4 separate regions of the Homo sapiens genome follow, and regions 1, 3 and 4 are each linked to region 2. A link is a loop called in an ENCODE intact Hi-C map of the cell type or tissue named here. Cell type or tissue: GM12878. All regions are shown on one strand. Region 1 overlaps UNC13C (unc-13 homolog C). Region 2 overlaps UNC13C (unc-13 homolog C). Region 3 overlaps UNC13C (unc-13 homolog C). Region 4 overlaps UNC13C (unc-13 homolog C).

Region 1 (5,000 bases), 430 kb after region 2:
ATGTTGAATAAGCAAATTGAACACAGAGAAGGAAATGTGTTTCAATACAATACTTTTTTCTCATCAACAAATATACTGTCTTCAGGTTTCTTAACTAGCAATTTCATTTTTCTGAGGCTGGATTGGCCCCGCTAGCTGCCATATTAAGTTGGCACTCCTGTGATACTCAAAGCCAGAAGTGAGTACCAGCACTGGCTTGAGATTTAGACCCTGGAGTGAGAAAAAAAATTGTGAATGAGTTCATGAGGGTGAGGGGATAGAAGTAGTACTATGCTTAAGCTTATGTTGATGGCCTTAGTTTTCTAATTGAGAAAAGACTGCCTTTGGGAGTTGGGTGTGTGATGAAACTTATATCGCTAATATGCAGACGGTCTTACCAAATGCTAGTCCTTTGGAAGTGCGTGATTTGGGGTTCTTTTAAAGTACGTCTCAAATATTATGAGGTCGAGTTAGTGGCTCACAGAAATCAGGGAAAGGTAAATTTCCTATTGAGTGTGTTTTTATCGGCAGTCACCTAAAGATGAAAGGAAAAGCAGGCCCTTTCTAAGAAGCCAACCAGAGCTGTGTAGATCCATTATGGAACGCTCCAGCGCCAGGAACTGGCTAAAGGAAAGTTGTCAGAGTTGATGGCAGCTCTGATTTCCTTCCCCAAAGTAGAACCATTGTGTGCATCGTGGCTTGAAAGGGATCTTGATCTGGAATGTAAATGCTGGGTGCTGTGGCTCACTCGTATCATCCCAGCACTTTGGGAGGCCCAGGGTGGCAGATTGCCTGAGCTCAGGAGTTCAAAACCACCCTGGGCAACTTGGTGAAACCCCATCTCTACTAAAATACAAAAAAATTAGCCAGGCATGATGGCACGCGCCTGTAATCCCATCTACTCGGGAGGCTGAGGCGAGAGAATCACTTTAGCCCAGGAGGCGGAGGTTGCAGTCAGCCGAGATCAGGCCACTGCACTCCTGCTTCAGTGAGAGTGAGACTCCATCTCAGAAAAAAAAGGAATAAAAGAGTAGTTTTCATATAATGAGTAAAATTGGAGGTTCTCCTGGCTTACATGTACTAGGATTATCCTGAGGTTTCATGTTCTTAAATACTATTAAATAATGGAAGTAAAAAATGTGATTTGGGGGAATAACTTTTTTATGGTCAGCCTCCTAAAGCTCAGAAGATGGCCTCTATTACAATAGACATCAGGTTTCTTATATATGTGTGAGGATGGATGGACCTATTTTCTAATATTACCCGAAGATGGGGGAGTCTTATACAGTATCCCTGATCAACCGTGGGTAATAGTCAAATATTTTTTCCTGGGTTTATGGTCTACCACTCAGTAAGAAAGAATGTTAAGCTATAAACCCAAGCCAGAAAGAGAGATGATCAAAAAGGTGCCAATCTACAACTTGGTGAACTATGAGCTATTAGCAGCTTCAGGATGACAGCTCCATTTTCTTAATCTTCTGAGTCAGTTTTATGATTATTTTGCCACCATAAATTTAGGAATAAAATATGCCTAAAAGAAACTATTTATAATCTACCCCAAGAAAACTATGGTTTAACTAAGCCTGGTTGGGAATATAGATAGTAAATTTTATCTTAATTTCATAGATGCTGTACCAAAGTATATTTCCCACTAAATGGGTCTGGGGTTGTGAGGTCTCATAGATCCACACATTGAAGTAGTCACCCTGATGTCTGGTCTTTGTAGTTAATATCAAAAGCTAACCTAATGATCTTATGACTTTCTAAGTAGAGAAGATATCAAGTGCTCCTGAGACTAGAGAGAGCTGGAGGTAGGCCAAAATTAGATAGGCAGTCTTCTTGACCACAGGAAGCTAATGGCTCAGCAACCACTTCTTGATTCATGGGTTTTAGAAAGTTGGCGGCCTTGTGGTTAACAGTTTTCCTAATTAAGAAACTCTCTGTCTAGATTAAGCCTTTGTGCATAGGACATTATGTGCTTGCTCTGCGTGAGGACTGCAGACAGTGTGCTGAGGACTAACAGGCATGATACAATCAAGAGTCTGTGATTAGGCGTACTCCCTGAAGTCTCACATGAGGCTCCTTTCGAGCAGCTGTAACTGCCTTGTGGCATGATTGTGCCCAACACTGGCCAAGAGATGTCAAGGGTTGTTTCTCCTGTAATAATTTAAGCAAATCAACTTATTTTAAACTCCTTAGGAATTTGAAATCAAGTTGGAGGATAAGAATCTTGTTAAATCTATGCAACTTATCAAACTAATATAAGCTACAGAACTGATACCAAAAAAATAGAAACACTAAAAACAGTGATAATACTTTACCATAGTAAAAAGAGAGAGAAATAGGAATCAAGAAATATATTCAAAGCCATGTGAAAAGAGCTATAAAGTTATCCTTTGGTATCCATAGGAGATTAGTTCCAGGATCCCCTGTCAGAGACCAAAATCTGCAGATACTCAACTGCCTTATATAAAATGGCACAGTATTTGTGTATTTCCTGTGCACGTCATCCCATATACTTTAAATTATCTCTAGGTTACTTACATGACCAAATACAATGTAAATGCTACATTAACAGTTGTGATCTTGTATTTCTATTTGTGTTTCTTATTGTTGCATTGCTATTTATTATTATTGTTTAGCATATTCTCAATCAACAGCTGTTTGAATCCACAGATGTAGAACCCACAGATACAGAGGGCCAACTGTCCTTTACATTCAAGAAAAACAAGAGTCATTAAAAATATTTAGGTAGAAAGGCCCGTCCTTTAAAGACATTGATCTTTAACAGTGTAGAGATTAGATTTAATGTGGAAGAAGAAATTAACAAAGGAAGATTGGTTAGAAGATCAGTCTCAGAAGATCAGTTTGCAATTGCCTAAGTAAAAGGTACTGAGGACTAAAACTAGATCAGTGGTAATGTGAATACAAATAAGTTGAAAAAATATGGGCATGATGAGTCACTGGCTATACAGTAATGAATTATGAAAGTGGGCCCTGTTTACATCTGTTAACCCTTATAATAAGTAGAAATCTCTATTTCACTCTTACCTAACTCTATAGTGAACTCCTTCTATACCAAGTTCTCTGGAGGGAAAGGAAACTGTTCCCTAAAAATAACTAACTAAAAGGTCAAAGACCATATTAGTCCATTTTCACACTGCTATAAAAACACAACATGAGACTGGGTAATTTATAAAGAAAAGAGGTTTAACTGACTCACAGTTTTGCATGTCTGGGGAGACCTCAGGAAATGTAAAATCCTGGTAGAAGCCAAAGGGGAAGAAAGGCGTCTCTTACATGGCAGCAGGAGACAGAGAGCCAGGGACAGGGGGAATTGCCAAACACTTTTAAAGCCTCGGATCTCATGAGAACTCCCTAGCAGGAGAACAGCCTGGGGGAAACTGCCCCCCATGATCCAATCACCTCCCACCAGGTCCCTCCTTGACACATGGGGATTACAATTTGAGATGAGATTTAGGTGACACAACCAAACCATATAAAAGACAACGGCTCCTTCCTCCATGATTAAAGCACTGTGTTATGTGGGGGCTGTCATTTTCTTAATATTTGGCAAACCTGATTCAGAGCATGCAAGGATGGTGCCGTAGGGTAAACCACTGACTCAGAAGAAAGGGCAGTCGAAACAGCCCATGTCTAGGCTTAGGAGAATTTCTGACCCTTGAGAAATAGGGAAGTTATCTGAGGGAACAGGGAAGAATCAAATTAGTGGACTTGATAGGAAGAACTGAAATTAAAAGTTCTCAGCTATGAGAGATAAGACTGCTGCAATGAGAAAAGTTAGGTGAAGAGCCCCTGGAGAGTAGGAACAACTTTATCTTCTATGCTAAGTGGAAGATTTTAGGCCCTGGCTAAACATGGAAGTCAAGACTATGAAAGAGGAAGAGAGTGTGAGGATAGTAGGCAATCTCAACTTTATAGACAAATAAAAAAGCAATGTCAGTACTGTGACAGAAAATTAAAAATATGTTAAACCAGCTTTATTCCTTTGTTGAACCTAACTGACATTGAGTTCTACAACGGTAACAAAAATGGGTATTTTAATTAAGGTAAATTTAAGAAAAACAATGGAATTGTGCAGGACTTTGGATGAAAACTGGCTTGTTCACATTTACCAAGATAGTTGTTCCTGGTGATAATTGAACAACCTTGGAAATCTCAGCATACGTTTCTTATTAATATTTTTTGGTAAATGTACCTGTTTGAAAATGAGGTCAAAATAGAAGCTTCTGTTTTAATTTAACAATATCTCAGTGCCCTTTCCTTCAACAGTGTCTCTTCATTTTTCTCTGTCTCTGCATTATTTCACTTCTGCAACCACTGCCTCTTTCCTGATAAGGTTCAATCATTCTGGTAGAGGTTGAACAGAAGTTACCAGCCTAGTTCAGAATCATGGACAGAGGAATTTCACATCGGCTCAAGGAACTTAGTGCTATGAGAACTGTACTGCAGAGAAGAACTTCAATGACTAGTGAAGAAAGAAAATAAAGATGATAATATCCTCCTCAAACTGTTTTTCCCTAATCCCACCATTGCTTTATAGACTTGCCCAAATTGTGGTGCATGCAAGTCTGGTGCTTAGAGAATAGACACACACATACACACACACACACACACACACGCACACACCTTGCAATGCTTCTTATAATTCAACCACTGTTTTATAGACTTGTGGTACTTTCAGAATACACACACACACACACACCCCTTGTGATGCTTCTTATAATTCAACCAGTGGAGTTCTAATTACAAATGTCAAGGGAAAGGTAAACTTAAGTCATATATAATCAAAGCACCAAAGGAGTGTTATTCTAATTAAAAATGTGTTTCACATTTGGAGAAGGTACTCATGTGACTTTGTTCACTATCATTGAATAAAAGTAGTTTCATCAGGCTGGGCGCAGTGGCTCATGCCTGTAATCCCAGCACTTTGGGAGGCCGAGGCAGGCAGATCACGAGGTCAGGAGATCGAGACCATCCTGGCTAACATGGTGAAACCC
Region 2 (5,000 bases):
TGGCACCTAACATGGTGAGAGAGGAAGCAAGAGAGACACGGGGGCAGTACCACACTCTTTAACAACCAGATCTCAGTGAATGAATACATCAAGAACTCAGCCATTACCATGAGGAGGGTACCAAGCCATTCATGAAGGATCTGCCCCGTGACCCAAACACCTGCCAGCAGGCCCTACCTCCAACACTGAGGATCACATTTCAACATGAGATTTGGAGGGGCCAAACGTTCAAACTATATCACCATCTCTGTTACTACTGCATCCACACAAATAATGAGAGGTTCTATTAGACTTCATTACCTCTTAATTCTGCTGCCCATATCGGATAACCAATGGTAGTCTGGTGATGGGGAATCAAAAGTATAGGCCAAAATTGGTTTTACTCAAATGGCCATAGCATCACTTTAAATGTTTGGAAAAATTAGGTTTCTTTGGTTAGTGGGCTGATTAGTGGAAAATGCCCTGTGCTTACAGTTGGAAGAATTTGGATTTGAATCCAGTTCCACCACTTACTCTCTATATAAGTCTCACCCGTCACCTAATTTCACCCTGAAGCCCGGTCTCATCTGAAAATGTTTCATTTTCCTTATAGGGTCACTGAGAGGACCAGATGAAATATTACAGGTGTGCTCTGCACAGTGAACATTTGTACCATAATGTTTTCTTAGTGAATACGAAGAATGCCTGTCATGTAAATGGACTGTAACACTTACCAGCTAGTTTCCAAATTGGCTTACTCCTAAAGGAAAGAAAAACTGACTTCTTCCATTTCCAGTTCATCTGTCTATTCTTTTACTCTTTTGAATTTCTTCATAAGGACTTTCACTGCCTTTCAACATCATTTTCTTTAACAATGTAGGACATGGCACTCACAGTTTTGCACGTTTAATTTGTTCTGCACTGGAGGTTATGGTCACAAAGGGGGATGCTCTATCAAGTTACCTTGCCTTTTCGGCTAAAGAATTCGAGGTATTTATAAACTGAGGGAATAAAATGACTTCAGTTGGAAAATGAAATGAAACGAGGCATAACTGCATACTACAAGATAGCAATGCAATTTAGAGCTAGAATAGGTCTAGTGTGTTCTAAATCATAAACACATTTTACAGTATAAATATATATTGTCAGTAAACAACCAAACTTTCTGTTGCGATTTATATATTTAGGTTCCTAATTTGGTCTTCAGGTCTCTCTTTGGAGGGGGCCAGAAACCAGCCAATCTCCAGGAGAGCCCTGGCCAAGGGGAAAGGTAGGTTCTAGGGTGTCAGTCAGGTGAGGCACAAGGAGGAGGTGAAACCAAAACGCAGGAACAGAAGAAATCTCTTACTTACACATCCCAGAGAGGTCCAGAGAGCGGCAGGAGCCCGAGGGGAAGTCTGGAGGCCACGGGGAGCCAGAGAGCACAGTTAGGGCCTGGAGCTTTGTCCTGGGGCTTTCCCGTGGGGGTGTGGCTTAGGCTGATTTAAGAGAACAAGTAGGAAGCAGGACTTATTCACAGGACTCTGGTGTTGGCCGTTAGGTTTGATCATGGTCAGCAGCTGTGTGATGTGTGGGTTCTGGGTCAGTGCGATGAAGAGCAAATGGGCCGCATTACAAACAACCACTCAGGGAGGGGAAGTGTTACCCAGACCAGAGGTGATACAGTGAGACTGGGCTTCAGACAACTTAGGTCAGGCCTGAAAATGGATGCTGAGGCAGCAACTATTAACCACATTTATGGCAGTTTCCAACAAAACCTGGCTTTTAAATCATTTCTATTATACGTGAAGAAAAACTGAACTGAAAATAATTGGAAATAACCCCTTTGGTTTGCCCTAATAAGCAGGAATCAAATTTCTAGGTTCTTCTATTATATGTAAAATGGCAATGTCATTTAAATGAAAGCTAAGATATGAGAAAAAATCGAGGGACATATGTAGCCCTTTACCTCAGGTGTGAAACTGTTTTTGTTTCATAAAGGCCTTTTTAAGCTTTAGTTTCAGGTTTATCTTGTTATTTTAGTGCAGTCTACATGAAAATATTCTTTTGAGGCTGTAAAACACATGCTCTCATTTGGAAAAAAAATAGTTTTCATTGACTCTATATGTTCCTATTCTGATTTTTGAGTGTTTCTTTTATCTAGAGGTTTATATTGCTAAAGAAACTGCCTATGGTTATAGTTTGCAGTCAACAAGTTACCCTGAATTAGCTACAGGTGGCTCTCATGATAGGAATGGTGTGGCGTGAGGCTTAACAACGGTTCTCAAATTGTGGTTCCTAAACCAGCACCATCAGTTGTGCCTGAGAGCTTATTATAAATGCAAATTCTCAGACCCCACCCAGACCCACTGAATAAGAAACTCTGAGTGTAACCGAGCAATCTGTGGTCAAACAAGCCCGACAGGTGATGCTGAACTGCATTAGAGAACTGTCAGTTTACCGTTACAGAAACCCCCTTAGAGTTTCAGTAGCACATTACTTAAGTAATATAAATGGCCAACATTTATATTACTTATAAATGGTAGCACATTACTTAAGTAATATAAATGGTCAACATTTTAAAATTGTTTCAGCTGGTACTGAAAACCATTATCCTGTTTAACAAGGAGTCAGGCTAACAGTAGTGGTGGTCGTCATAATTCACAGTTTTGGCTAGTTGGCCCAGTTCATAGGCACACTGATTTACCCAGGGGACTCACAGTGACTTGCAAACACGTCCCTTCTGCAGAGCTCAGACTGAGAGGCCTTTTGAGGAGCTAACCAGCAAAAATGTTTAAATATCATTGATATTTACTCTGCCCTCATCTTCACCCTCATTCTGGGCCTTTGCTTTCCTTGAAATAGTGGCTTTCTCTGTGACTTCGTTTATCCTCTCTCACTGTGCGCCCTTCCTCAGAACTTGCAAAGGCTGCACAGGATTCAAGAATCACCTCCTGAATTTAGCTGCAGAACTGACTACTCTCTTAACTATATCTCATATCTTAGTAGACATAGTCACTTAGATGTCCTCCTGTTAATATCAGCACAAATAAATAAAACTGAATTTGTGCCTCAAATCAGCTCCCTGTCTAAGCTTCCACACTTTCGTCAGTGGTAGGTTGCACAGATCTACAAGTTACCTAATTCCCCTTTCTCCTTTGCTTGCTTGACCCTGGCATGACCTGTAGATTTTAATAATATTTATCATCTTCATCCCTTTTCTCCATTCCTGCTATTACTATACTTAGAATGTGAACACCTGAACTATGAAACTGTTTTCCAAAAGGCCTTCTTCTTTCCCGTCCTCATTCCCTCCCTCTCTCCTTCCTTCCCTTTCTCTTAATTCCTTCCTTCTTTCCTTCTCTCCTCCTTTCCTTCCTCCCCTTTCTCCCACAAACAGATGGCAAAATAAATGGTTTACACTAACCTGTATGACCTCCTCTCCTTCTAGGTCTCCCACTGACTAAGACCAGCCTCCACATTCTTGAGCCTCAAAATTCTCCAAGTTCTGATGACAATCTACTTCTTTCATCTCCCCTCCATTCACTTGCCCTATTGACTCTTTAGTGGTTCTCAAACTCAGCAGCACCAAAAAGGCTGATTAAAAGAGATATTTGAGCCCGACTCCTAGAGTTTCTGACTCAGTAGTTTCAGGGTAAAGCCCAAAATTTAGCACTTCTGAAAAGTTTCCATGTGCTATAGATAGAATGTTGGTATCTCCCCCAAATTCGTTTGTTGAAGTCCTAATCCCCAGTGTGGCTGTATTTAGAGATGAAGCCTCTAAGGAAATAACTAAGGTTAAATGAGGTAATAGGGTGGGGCCCTGGCCTGATGGGATTAGTGTCCTTATAAAATGAGACACCAGAGAACTTAGGATCTCTCTCTCAGCCATGTGAAGACACAGCAAGTAGAAGGCTGTCTGCAAGCCAGGAGGAGAGCCCTCATCAGAAATGGAATTGGTGGCACATTGATCTTGGACTTCCCAGCCTTCAGAACTGGAAAATAAGTTTTTGTGTTTAAGCCACTCAGTCTTTGTATTTTGTTATGACAGCCTGAGCAGGTAATCCTGAGGCTGCTGTTCTGGGACTATACTTTGAGAGCACCTTTCTACTCCACTCTGATTGGTCTTCTTGTCGCTTTGATCTCTGTGTCTTTCTGACATGCCTACTTTTCTCCTTTCTTTACTTGAGACCCACATCTTCTTGAAAACCCACTTTGAACCATACATCTTCCCCGAAGGCTCCCAACTCTCCCATCACAGTCATCTCTCCCCTTCTGAAAGCCTCTACTCTTTATCTTTAGATTCATCTGGCATCTAGCATAAACTACCCTGGATGATTCTTTTTTCTCTTCATACAGTTGTTTTATCTTCATCATGAGCTTCTTGGAGCAAAGAATCTATCCCTGGTGTCACATACCTAGCACAGTGCTTTGTGCACAGTACAGGTTCAATAAATATATGATTATTTGACAACCATGGAGTGTATGGAGAAGGGGTTCCTAGAAACTGCAGGTGTGAATCATTCAGGTGTCACAGATCTCTCAGTCACTCCAAGAGCCTCTTAGGAATGTGGAGGTACAGCTCACAGAGGAACACGTGATTACTGGCTTACTTGCTTAGGGAGCTGCATCCTGAGGGGTCTCTCTTAATGTTTTGTAAACGAAAGAGTCACCTCTGAGACAGAGCACATCTAATGATGATGAGGATGCCATAAGAATGATGAACATTTATGGGGATTTCTATGTGCAAAGTGTTTCATGGGTATTATCACTTGTAGTTCTCCCAGCAACTCCACACGGTATGAATTATTATGCTTTCCATTTTTACAGATGACAAAATTGAGGCTTAGAGAGGATAAGTGACTTATCCCAGGTCTTGCAGCCAGGCAGAACCAGAGCACATGCTTGGGCCATGCCTGTATAGCTCTCCATTCACCTGTTTTCGCATTTCTTGCCTTTCTTCCATAAATAAGCAGAGAGTTTTACACCAGAGGTTTGTACAAGGTTGGCTTCCAACCTTTAAAGATTTAGGTTTACTATTT
Region 3 (5,000 bases), 500 kb after region 2:
TATTGGAAAAAAGTATAAATACTTCGAGGCAAAGGTTGGTGTATCTTCTTCAAGAGAAGATATTTATTTGTTTCTACTAGGCTTCTGGGCACTGACAATACAGAGTCTCCTTTATGCAAATTCAATGACTGAGATGACTGAAAGCTATAGCTTCTTAGAAGTCTGGCCTGGAGCAAATTCTGAGGAACCCCAAACTAAAAGGTTGAGTATAGGGATTACTTGGGATCCTTCTTTGTAAGACTCTGGACTCTAATGTTTTGTATCTTTTGCTTTAAGGGCCTGTCAAAAGTGCAACTAAACTTCCGGCTGACACTTCTAGAATCGGTAAATGTACCAGGAGAAAGTAGCCCTAAATTTTGAGCATATCTTTGTATATTTTTGTCTCCTCTAGGATCTTAGCCCTATAACTCTCTACTAGCTTCTTAGTTCTCTGATATCTGTAAATTATTTACCTAGATTTTCTAATCTCCCTCCATAAGGAGGGTTATTCCAAATTACTCTTCTACCAATACTGTTAGCAGAAGTCATAATTAACATTCAGAAGTCTTCTTATCATAATAATTTGGACAAATTGAACCATTTATTCTATAAAAATAAATTTTTATACATTATCTAAAATAAGGATGTACCTGCCACATATCAAAACTACTTATAAATAATCATAATACACTATTATTGAAACACACCACTACTTTTGAATGCAAAATAAAGATCATTTTTCTTAATTCTTGCAATTGTGATCTTGAGGCTGAGGGGCCCTGATTCATAGTGACAAAAAAGAGTGACCAAATGGCATTAGGATCTCATCTATATGAGAAGAGAGTATTTCTTCTGACAGAGAAGATAATTTTTTTCAAGTCACTCAACTAGCAGTAATATTTGTGGATCCCTTAGCATATGACCTGAATATTCTGCATGTTTTTATGTATACTTTCTTATTGAATATTTATAATATACAACTAAAGTAAATATTAATAGCTCTCATTTACTAACGAGAAAACTAAAGCTCAAAGAAGTGAAATGACCCATTAAAGGATACATACCAAAAAATGGCAATGGCCATAAAGGGGACACATTCAGACCCAGGACCCCTGACTTTTGAAAATTACGTGGAAAATAATTCAAACACAAGGCTGGGAATTTATAAAGCCAGAAATAAGTGAAATTTATTTAAGAAGGAAACAAGGTAGATATGTCTTCACGACCATTATTTCTGAGTTATAAAGACAACTCATATACTCACAAAACACAACTGCAAAAAATGAACTTTGCTAGAATCCAACCCACCCACTCCGTTATACACGAGGAACTTAAATCCAACTGACCAATAGAAAGAGAGTAGAAAGAGTACAGAACTGAAGAAAAAAGGGGACGTGGATCACAGTTACTGTGAATGGACGGGCTCTCAAGAGAAAACTGAGGGAAGAGAGCCAGGACAGCTGGGGTGCAGAAAAGGAAAGTAGCAAGAGTCTGGCTGAGACCGACCCCAGAGCAACGTGGAGCCCCGAAGAAAGGGTAGTGGGAGTCCTCTCTGCTCCCCTCACCTCTGTGGCAATCTGCTGCCTGCCAAACTGTTGGGAAGACCCCCTGCACTCACAGCCCTGGACAACACTGTCCGTGGCGATTTGGAAACTTCATGAGGACAGAGGACCAGGTAGCGAGTTCGCGCAGAGGTTCCCCCATCCCACTCAGACCCAAACTGAGATGGTGAGTACCATACTGGTTATGTACCTATCATTGGCCACTGTCCTGCCTGGGAAATCTCTGCCCCCAAGACGATGCACCAGCAGATCCCCAGCAAACATACCTTATAATCCCCTCAGACTTTCACAAGCACAGCAATCAAGTCCCTGGGGAGCTGTGGGGTCCCTAGAGATCTAACCCTTGGTGTAGGCTGCCCCAAGGGAGGAGGGAGTGCAGCCCATCAAAGCTCTTTTTGGGACAAAGGAAATGAAGGCGCATCACCAATCTCTGGAAGGGGCAGCACCCAGCAGCTGGGAAGAGGGATAGAGAGGGCGTTATTTCCCGACCCCCACCCCATCTACTATTGTGGATACAGCAGAGGTTCTCCCCACTGGGGGCTGACACATGTACACTTGGAGAAAGTGCTTTTTCTTGGCGCAGAAAGTGAGCCTGTGCTGCTTGGACTTGCATGAAGGTTGGGGCCCAACTCCCTCTCCCTACACAGAGCAGCAGCACCCTGACAACGGAGGCCAGACAAGCCATACAGTTGTCTGCTCCAGACTGAGGGAAGAGGCTGTGCCCTGAGTCCAGTTTGGTGGTCGCTGCCAGAGGGCCATAGCCACATCCAAAGGTCCACAGCCACACTGCAGCTGGGAGCCAAAGAACAAAGTCTAAATGAACTGGAGGTTTTGAGCCCTGCAACAGGGCCATGATAGGGAAGGGAATCGTGTTCCTGGCTGCTCAGGACAAGGCTTCACTCCCACTCCCTACCCCAGGGACCTAGAACACCCCAACACAGTCTCTCCCCATCAGGGTGGGCACTTCCCCCTGAGCTGAGAATGAGCCGGCTCTTACTCTTCATTGCCACCTACTGGAATGCAGCCTGAATTGCACCACCAAATTAAAAATCTTCCGGAGGGTCTTACTGCTAGTACACAAGATGTGCTCCCTGAGACCTCCACACCCGGAGCACAGCAGGAGATGGTGTATGGGCTCATATGTCCAATATATCCCTACAACAAGCAGCATCTTAGAAAGCTATCACACAGAACCTATCCACAACCAAGGAACCCATTCAGAGCCTTGGCCCCCACAAAAGCACCCAGAAACAAAACCGGATGATTATACACAACATATACCATAGTCATACCCTCAAGGGAAAAGATAAAAAATTAAAAACAGTCCCATCAAAATGATAGAAAACTCAAAAATAAGAAGCGACGGTTCCTTAAGATGAGTAGAAATCAAGAGGAGAACTCCAGCAGTACAAAAAGACAGTGTTTTGACAACTCCAAAAGATTACATTAGCTCTCTGGCAATGGATCCCAACCAGAGTCAAAAGTCTAAAATGACAGATAAAGAATTTAAAGTATAGATTGCAAGGAAACTCAATGAGATCCAAGAGAAAGTTGAAATGAACACAAAGCAACCCAGTCAGACAAAATTTAAAAAAAATTAATGAACAAAGCACATAAGAAACATGGGGCTATGTAAAGCAACCAAATCTATGACTAATCGGCATTATGATAGAGAAGAAGAAAAAGTAGGCAACTTGGAAAACATATTTGAAAGAATAGTTCAGGAAAATTGCCCTAATATTGCTAGAGCTCAAGACCCAGATACAAGAAATTCAGAGAACACCTGCGAGATACTATACAAGATGACCATCACCAAGATATATGATCATCAGGCTATCCAAGGTCAATGCTAATGAAAACAACTTGAAGGCATAGAGTAAAGGGCAAAATTACCTATAAAGGAAATCCCATTAGGCTAACAGCGGTCTTCTAAACCAGAAGAAATTAGGGGCCTACTTTTAGCCTTCTTAAAGGAAAATAAATGACATTCATGCATTTTATATCCTGACAAACTAAACTCCATAAGTGAAAAAGAAATAAAACTTTTCCCAGGCAAGCAAATGCTAAGGGAATTCATAACCACCAGACCAGCCCTATAAGAAATGATCAAAGGATTTCTAAACATGGAAATGAAAGGATGATACTTGCTACCGTAAAAGGACAGGTAAGTACAAAGTTCACAGATCCCATAAAGCAGCTACACAATTGTACAAAGCAACTAGCTAACAATGCTAGGAGAGGAACAAAACCTCACATATCAATATTAACCTTGAAAGTAAGTAGCTTAAATGCTCTATTTAAAAGACATAGAGTGGAAAATTGGATTAAAAAACAATACTCAACCTGCTGTTGCCTTCAAGAGTCCCATATTATGTGTAATGATACCCACAGACTCAAAGTAAAGAGATGAAGAAAGATCTCTCATGCAAATGGAAAGCGAAGGAAAAAAAAAAGCAGGGATTGCTATTCTTGTATCTGATGAAACATACTTTAAAACAACAGTAAAAATAAATAAAAGAGTATTATATAATGATAAAGGATTCAATTCAACAAGAAAATTTAACTATCCTAAGTATATACAAACCCAGTATCAGAGTACCAAGATTCACAAACAAATACTACTGTATCTAAGAAAAGAGGCAGACAGCCATACAATAATAGTGAAGGGCTTCAACACTCCACTGACAGCACTAGAAAGATAATCAAAGCATAAGCTAATAAAGTAACTCAGGACTTAAATTGGACTCTTGTCCAAATGGACTTAATAGGCATCTACAGAACATTCAATTCAATACCAAAGAATATACATTTTATCATCTGTGCATGAAACAACCTCTAAAATGGTCATAAGGCAAATCTCACTAAGTTCTAAAATCAAAATCATATCAAGCATATTATCAGACCACAAAACAAAATTTAAAAATTAATACCAAGAGGAACTCTCAAAACCACACAAATATATGGAAACTAAACAACTTGCTCCTGAATGGCTTTTGAATAAGCAACTAAATTAAGGCAGAAGTTTTTAAAATTTTGAAACAAACAAAAATAGACACACAACATACCAAAACCAATGGAGATACAACAAAACAGTGTTAAGAGGAAATTTTATAGCGCTAAATGCCTACACCAAAAAGAAAGAAAGTTCTCAAATTAACAACCTAATGCTGCACCTAAAGGAACTAGAAAAACAAAAACTAACCAAATGCAAAGTTAGCAAAAGCAAAGAAACAACAAAGATTAAATGGAATTGTGACCCCAAAAAACAAACAAAGGATCAACAAAACAAAAAGTTGGTTATTTGAAAGGATAAACAAAACTGACATATCAATATCTAGATTAACCAAGAAAAAGAGAGAAGATTCAAATAAGCACAATCAGAATTGATAAAGGTGTCATCACACCCGACACCACAAAAATACAAAAGATCCATAAAGACTACTATGAACATTTCTATGT
Region 4 (5,000 bases), 290 kb after region 2:
AAAACATATTTTATAATATATAGAGAGAGGAAGAGATCATCTTTATATTTTCAATTATGAATATAGGCAACAAACCACAGCAGCATTTTTGTCATCAATACAACCACAGATACTTACATATAACATTCTAAGTGTTATGAACCTTAAAATATTATTTGTACCTATCATTAAACTAAAACTGTGTTTCAATATAATTGATTTAATTCTATGAATTTTATTTTTATATGAAAAAGTACATTTTGAAAAGACATCTATGGTTTTCACTAGACTTCCCAACAGGTTCATGGTGCAAAAAGTATTTGAGAATTCCTGAGTATAATGTCTCTTTCATTAACTTATAAGGCAAAATAATACAGCACATACAAGAATAATATTTGAATCTGATGGGCCTATATACGAATTGTAGCACCACTGTTTCTACTTAACATAGGAGTTTTCAACACAGAGCATTTTACTAATTTCTGGGACATTTTTGGTTTTCACGAACATTCACGGACGTTACTGGCATTCAGTGGAATAGGCTAGAGATTTAGATACCCCACCATGTACAGGACAGTGTGCATGATTTAAAATGACCCATCAGGCATTAAGGAAATTTCTTAACTCATTGATGATTACCTTAGCTCAGGATGTAATTCTTTTAGGTAGAAACACCATGTCTTTTGCATGATTTACTAGACACTGAAATGTCCTGGAAAGGAACTAGCATGTCAATCACTAATCAAAGAAGGTTTTGTTGTTGCTGTTAAGAACTTCACCAAGGCTTCCTTTCCATTTTGAAAAATTACATCACCTGTGTCGAAACTACACAAAGTATTTGAACTATAATATTTGAACTGTAGTATTTATAGTATTTGTATCAGTGTGCATTTGAAATGGTCACATTCATCTTAATTCTATCAACAGTGAAAGCCAGTGTCTACTATGTATTCTAGGGTAGTTGTATCCAAGCCCTTACACGTTAAAATACATATTAGAATACTTTTAGTTCTCCTTCATTTTAAGTTGGAACATTATACTGATTTTTCAAATTACATCTATAGATAGGTTAAGTCATGCGTTACTTTGTTTCAGCATAAAATAGGTCATTATGAATTATTTTACATAAAAGTGATTCACTGGGTCTGACAGGGTTGAGAACTACTATGTCTACCTAACTTAACTTCTATAAATCTCAGTTACTTTATCTATAAATAACATGGGGTAATAACACTTGTCTTAGAAAATTCTTGTGGGAAATGGTAGATAATACCTTATAGCAGTTAGCACAGTGCCAGGCAATGTTTCATCCATATTAGCTATAAGACGCCATTATTCCACAAGTTCCACGTTCTTTTTGAAGTTAGAGCCTATGTTTAATATATCTATTATTGACAATTTCTGGCATGTATCTTTCAACAAATATTCACTAAAGTCTGTAAAGTTTCACCAAAATAAAATCCCTTTTACATTTGAAGAAAAAATAATTTTGTCATTCTTAGAAATATATTCATAAAAATATCTAAGTTTGAGCTATTTTATTAGTAAAATGAGGTAGAAATTGTGGGGAGAAAGGAAGAATTAATCCATGACATTGTGTCTGGAGCAGCTAACAAAGCTCACTATCAACCATGGAGAGCAGTTGGAATAGTAAGAGCACAGCTGTCTCCCATTGACTCAGAATTCCCAAGATAACTATGAACCCACACCTGAAATTATTGTAGCAAGCATATTTGGATGATAACACTTTTGGTAATTTACCCAAAATTTATATTAAAAGTGGCTAACATTCTAAGTTCTTTGCTATCAAAAAGAAGAAAAGTCTAAGTAGAAACAAAGACACAACTACTAGTTTATTTCATTCTTATCTTAGAAAAAGATAGAAGGCATTTTAGAGTAGCAAAAGATACAGTTATCATCTTAAACTTAACTCTCAATACATTGCAAATGCAGAAAGATGTCCCTTTTTGTCATTTTTTGATAAATAAATCATCAGAGTTTATGTAAGCCCTGGAAGACAGAGTTCTAATGCATTTTTTACCTGCAAATAGCAGGCACAATAAATAGCAAGCTCTAGATAATAAAGATTGGTAAACATTTCTAGAATCTATTCCTTCACAAGAAAAAATATCCATCTCATTTTGAGGCAAATTTTTTTGAGCTTCTAGTTTTTGCTATAAAAGCAAGGTAAAGGTGTATTAAGTGGTTAAATATGCATACAAATAGCAATCCATACAAAATAGTAGTAACTATATGGGTAAACATACACACATATGCATGTGTCTTTCTACATAATACATATACATGATATAGAAAAAGGAGGGAGAGACAATATTATCTTTCTTTCCAAATTTCTGTTCAAAATAAATGGGATACCAATAGATGAAGGACAACTATAAATGACCACTGATGTTCCTTGTATAAGTGTACTTGCAATTTGTCTTGGGAGTTTGAGTCTCTGTGCATTTCTGGTTGACTGTTTTTTTCATTTTTTTAATTAAATGAACTTTATTTTAGAATAATTTTAGATTTACAGAAGAGTTGCAACAATAGCACAGAGCATTTCTCTAGGCCCTGAACCCTAATTATTTCTTATTAACCTGTCACATTACTAATATTTGTCGCAACTAACATTGGTTCTACTTTTTCCCCGTAAAGACTGGCCAGCTCTTACATTTTTTCTCTTCCAAACAGCTTTTTTTGAGGAATATTAAGTTTGTCATTATGTTTCACATTTAAACTGTCAGAAACGTACAGTTTTACTTCACAGAGCAAAGGTAAGAGTGAGGCTGCTGTTTCAAATGTTGAAGATTACGTAAGGGTGTTGTGATGGGTTTGAAACTGGAGATTTCAGTTTATGATTCTGTGGTGGAGAAGCATATGTATGGATGCCCAGCCTCTCGAGCATTCTGCTTTCATTTTGACTAGATCCCTCCTTGTATTGCTCATCTTCTGAAGACTGAAGTTAGATAACTCACACTCCTGGATTCCTTTGTAGCTATGTTCCAGGTATTTACCCTGCATTCAAGCAAGGTGTAAACTCAAAGTGGTACAGTGTACAGTGCCCATATCATGGGAACTGCTTTTTTTTTCCCCCAACAGTGGATGCTATGTAGTACTGTGATACAGGGTTTCACAGTACTATTTAGTCCCGAGGGGCAAAAGTATTGATCGGTGTTTTCCCCAAAGAAATGTCACCACATAATTTGACCCAGTTCCCACACAGTAGCTTCAGAAGCTAGTACTTTAACCTCTACAGTCATTCTTGAGTGACCTAGTAGTCTACAAATAATCTCTCAGCCTAAACTAACCAAAGTGGACTGTGTTGTTTGCAACTAAGAATACTCACTAACATAATAATTTTTAAAGCATGAAGGGAGTGGCAAGTAACAGAGTCTAAAAACATAGAACTGACTCTGTGGAGGAGATGCTGGCACAGAGAGTGAAGATTTAATCACCTCGGGCTAGAAAGCCGATACATTTTGATACGCAATTGCAAAACAGCTGGTCAAATCTTGCTCACTATAAACTTTGACCACCATGCCACCTGAAGCTTTTTTATTAGTGGGAATGGTGGGAAATAAAATTCAGAATGTTGGCAAGTGATTATCAAATGTTTCCCCCTTTCAAGAATATACTACCATACACAGAGATACATTCAAACTGAATGTAGACAGTTTATAGGTAGAGATGCAAAGGAGAGCAGCCATGTTCAAAAGAGGGTCATGTGCTAGTGTCCTGCAATATAAATTGACTGAGAATATCATAATTTGGAACTCTGCAGGGTTGAGAAAAGCCAGCTGATTCTGAACACAAAAAGGTACCTGTACAAGCAGAGGCTTCTAAGTGCAACTTCAGAAATAGATAAAATTGTTGCCCTAGGGCTTTTCCAGCACCATCCTTTAAGAGGTCTTCGAGTCAAAATGAATGGTAGCTTAGTGGCAAAAACCAAATTAAAGGTGTTGCATTCTCACCCTGGCATATTATTTTTCAGGAACTGAGGCTGCAGCCATTAGGTTAAGGGAGATGAATTGATCAGAACAGAGGAGCCAAGAGATAAGAGACAAAATTGTCCAGGCTTACGTGGTTACTTGCTCATAAAATTGTCTTAGAGCCCGTCTCCTGGAAGCCTAGTAAATTCTCCAGGAAACAGTACTGCCCAAAAGTCATATATACATGCTGAGAAGCTAAAGAGGTTGTTGGTGGCAGACGCTATAAGTACACTCATACAACAACCTTTCAAACCACTCCTCTCCTTCCCTTTTTTAGTTTTATGCAATTTCCCAACCTCCCCTGCAACTAGAGATGGACTTTAGCCAATGTGTCTCACATTTGGCTGGCTACAGCTGTGCTTAAAGTAATTCCTGGGTCCCTGCACTCACAGCAATTAAAAGAAAAAAAAAAAGACTCCAAGTAGAGCATCTCCCCAGCTAGGAAGACCACATGCCTGGATTTCCTGGGATGGTCCTCATTTATGGATATTGCAGATAATGGAATGACTTTTCATTCTTTTGGAGCCCTTTTTAATTTACTTTCACCTTTCACAGTACTCACCCTTGAGTGTAGGCACTGATAAAATGAGCAAAGAAGGTTTACCCATATGTAGACTCAAACTAGTAGAGGGAAACTGATAAACGAAATTCATCTAGAAAGTAGCAGGTCATACAAGATTGACTAACCCAGAAACTACTTCTGTTGCTAGGACCAGGAAGTCCTGAATATACCTGTCCAGCAGGACTCTATGGTTGCTACATACAAAGACTATGTATTTTCCATTTCCTGTCTTACTAAATCAGAAATTTTAAATTGCTGTCATCCTATTTTCTTTTCTCTCCACAATACATTGGGAGTGTTGGACAAAGATACATAGTGTTTAATTTGTGTCCCAGGATCTACAAAGAACCAAACCTGAAGCTTGTGAAGAGACTACAGAAAGATCCTGGACTTCAAGCTAAATGCAGTAACTGAATATAATTTTTAGATTACCTACATTGAAAGGAAGAGAATGAATTCACTTCATT

The links. A loop is a pair of places that touch in the nucleus more often than their neighbours do. Peaks named below come from ENCODE experiments on the same cell type or tissue, not always from the same donor. Only the 100,000 strongest peaks of a DNase experiment are listed, where the experiment ranks them.
Region 1: it touches region 2 in a loop (12-fold over the local background); 1 of 110 quality-filtered maps calls a loop at or near these places.
Region 3: it touches region 2 in a loop (2.4-fold over the local background); 1 of 110 quality-filtered maps calls a loop at or near these places.
Region 4: a loop joins it to region 2, with 5 times the contacts of the local background. A loop is called at or near these places in 1 of 110 quality-filtered maps.

The regions. Positions count from the first base shown.
Region 1 is chr15:54,147,411-54,152,410 of GRCh38, reverse strand. All of the region lies in intron 4 of UNC13C (unc-13 homolog C), which reads right to left. Among named protein-coding and RNA genes, the nearest start is that of UNC13C, 170 kb to the right of the region's middle. In GM12878, no CTCF peak of the experiment used is centred here; a DNase peak (open chromatin) is centred at 1,970.
Region 2 is chr15:54,580,365-54,585,364 of GRCh38, reverse strand. All of the region lies in intron 30 of UNC13C (unc-13 homolog C), which reads right to left. Among named protein-coding and RNA genes, the nearest start is that of UNC13C, 600 kb to the right of the region's middle. RefSeq lists a silencer at 2,292-2,371. In GM12878, no CTCF peak of the experiment used is centred here; DNase peaks (open chromatin) are centred at 2,324, 2,604 and 2,916.
Region 3 is chr15:54,080,603-54,085,602 of GRCh38, reverse strand. The region is part of intron 2 of UNC13C (unc-13 homolog C); the gene reads right to left. Among named protein-coding and RNA genes, the nearest start is that of UNC13C, 100 kb to the right of the region's middle. In GM12878, a CTCF peak has its summit at 2,549 (motif pointing left); no DNase peak of the experiment used is centred here.
Region 4 is chr15:54,287,879-54,292,878 of GRCh38, reverse strand. All of the region lies in intron 10 of UNC13C (unc-13 homolog C), which reads right to left. Among named protein-coding and RNA genes, the nearest start is that of UNC13C, 310 kb to the right of the region's middle. In GM12878, no CTCF peak of the experiment used is centred here; a DNase peak (open chromatin) is centred at 2,948.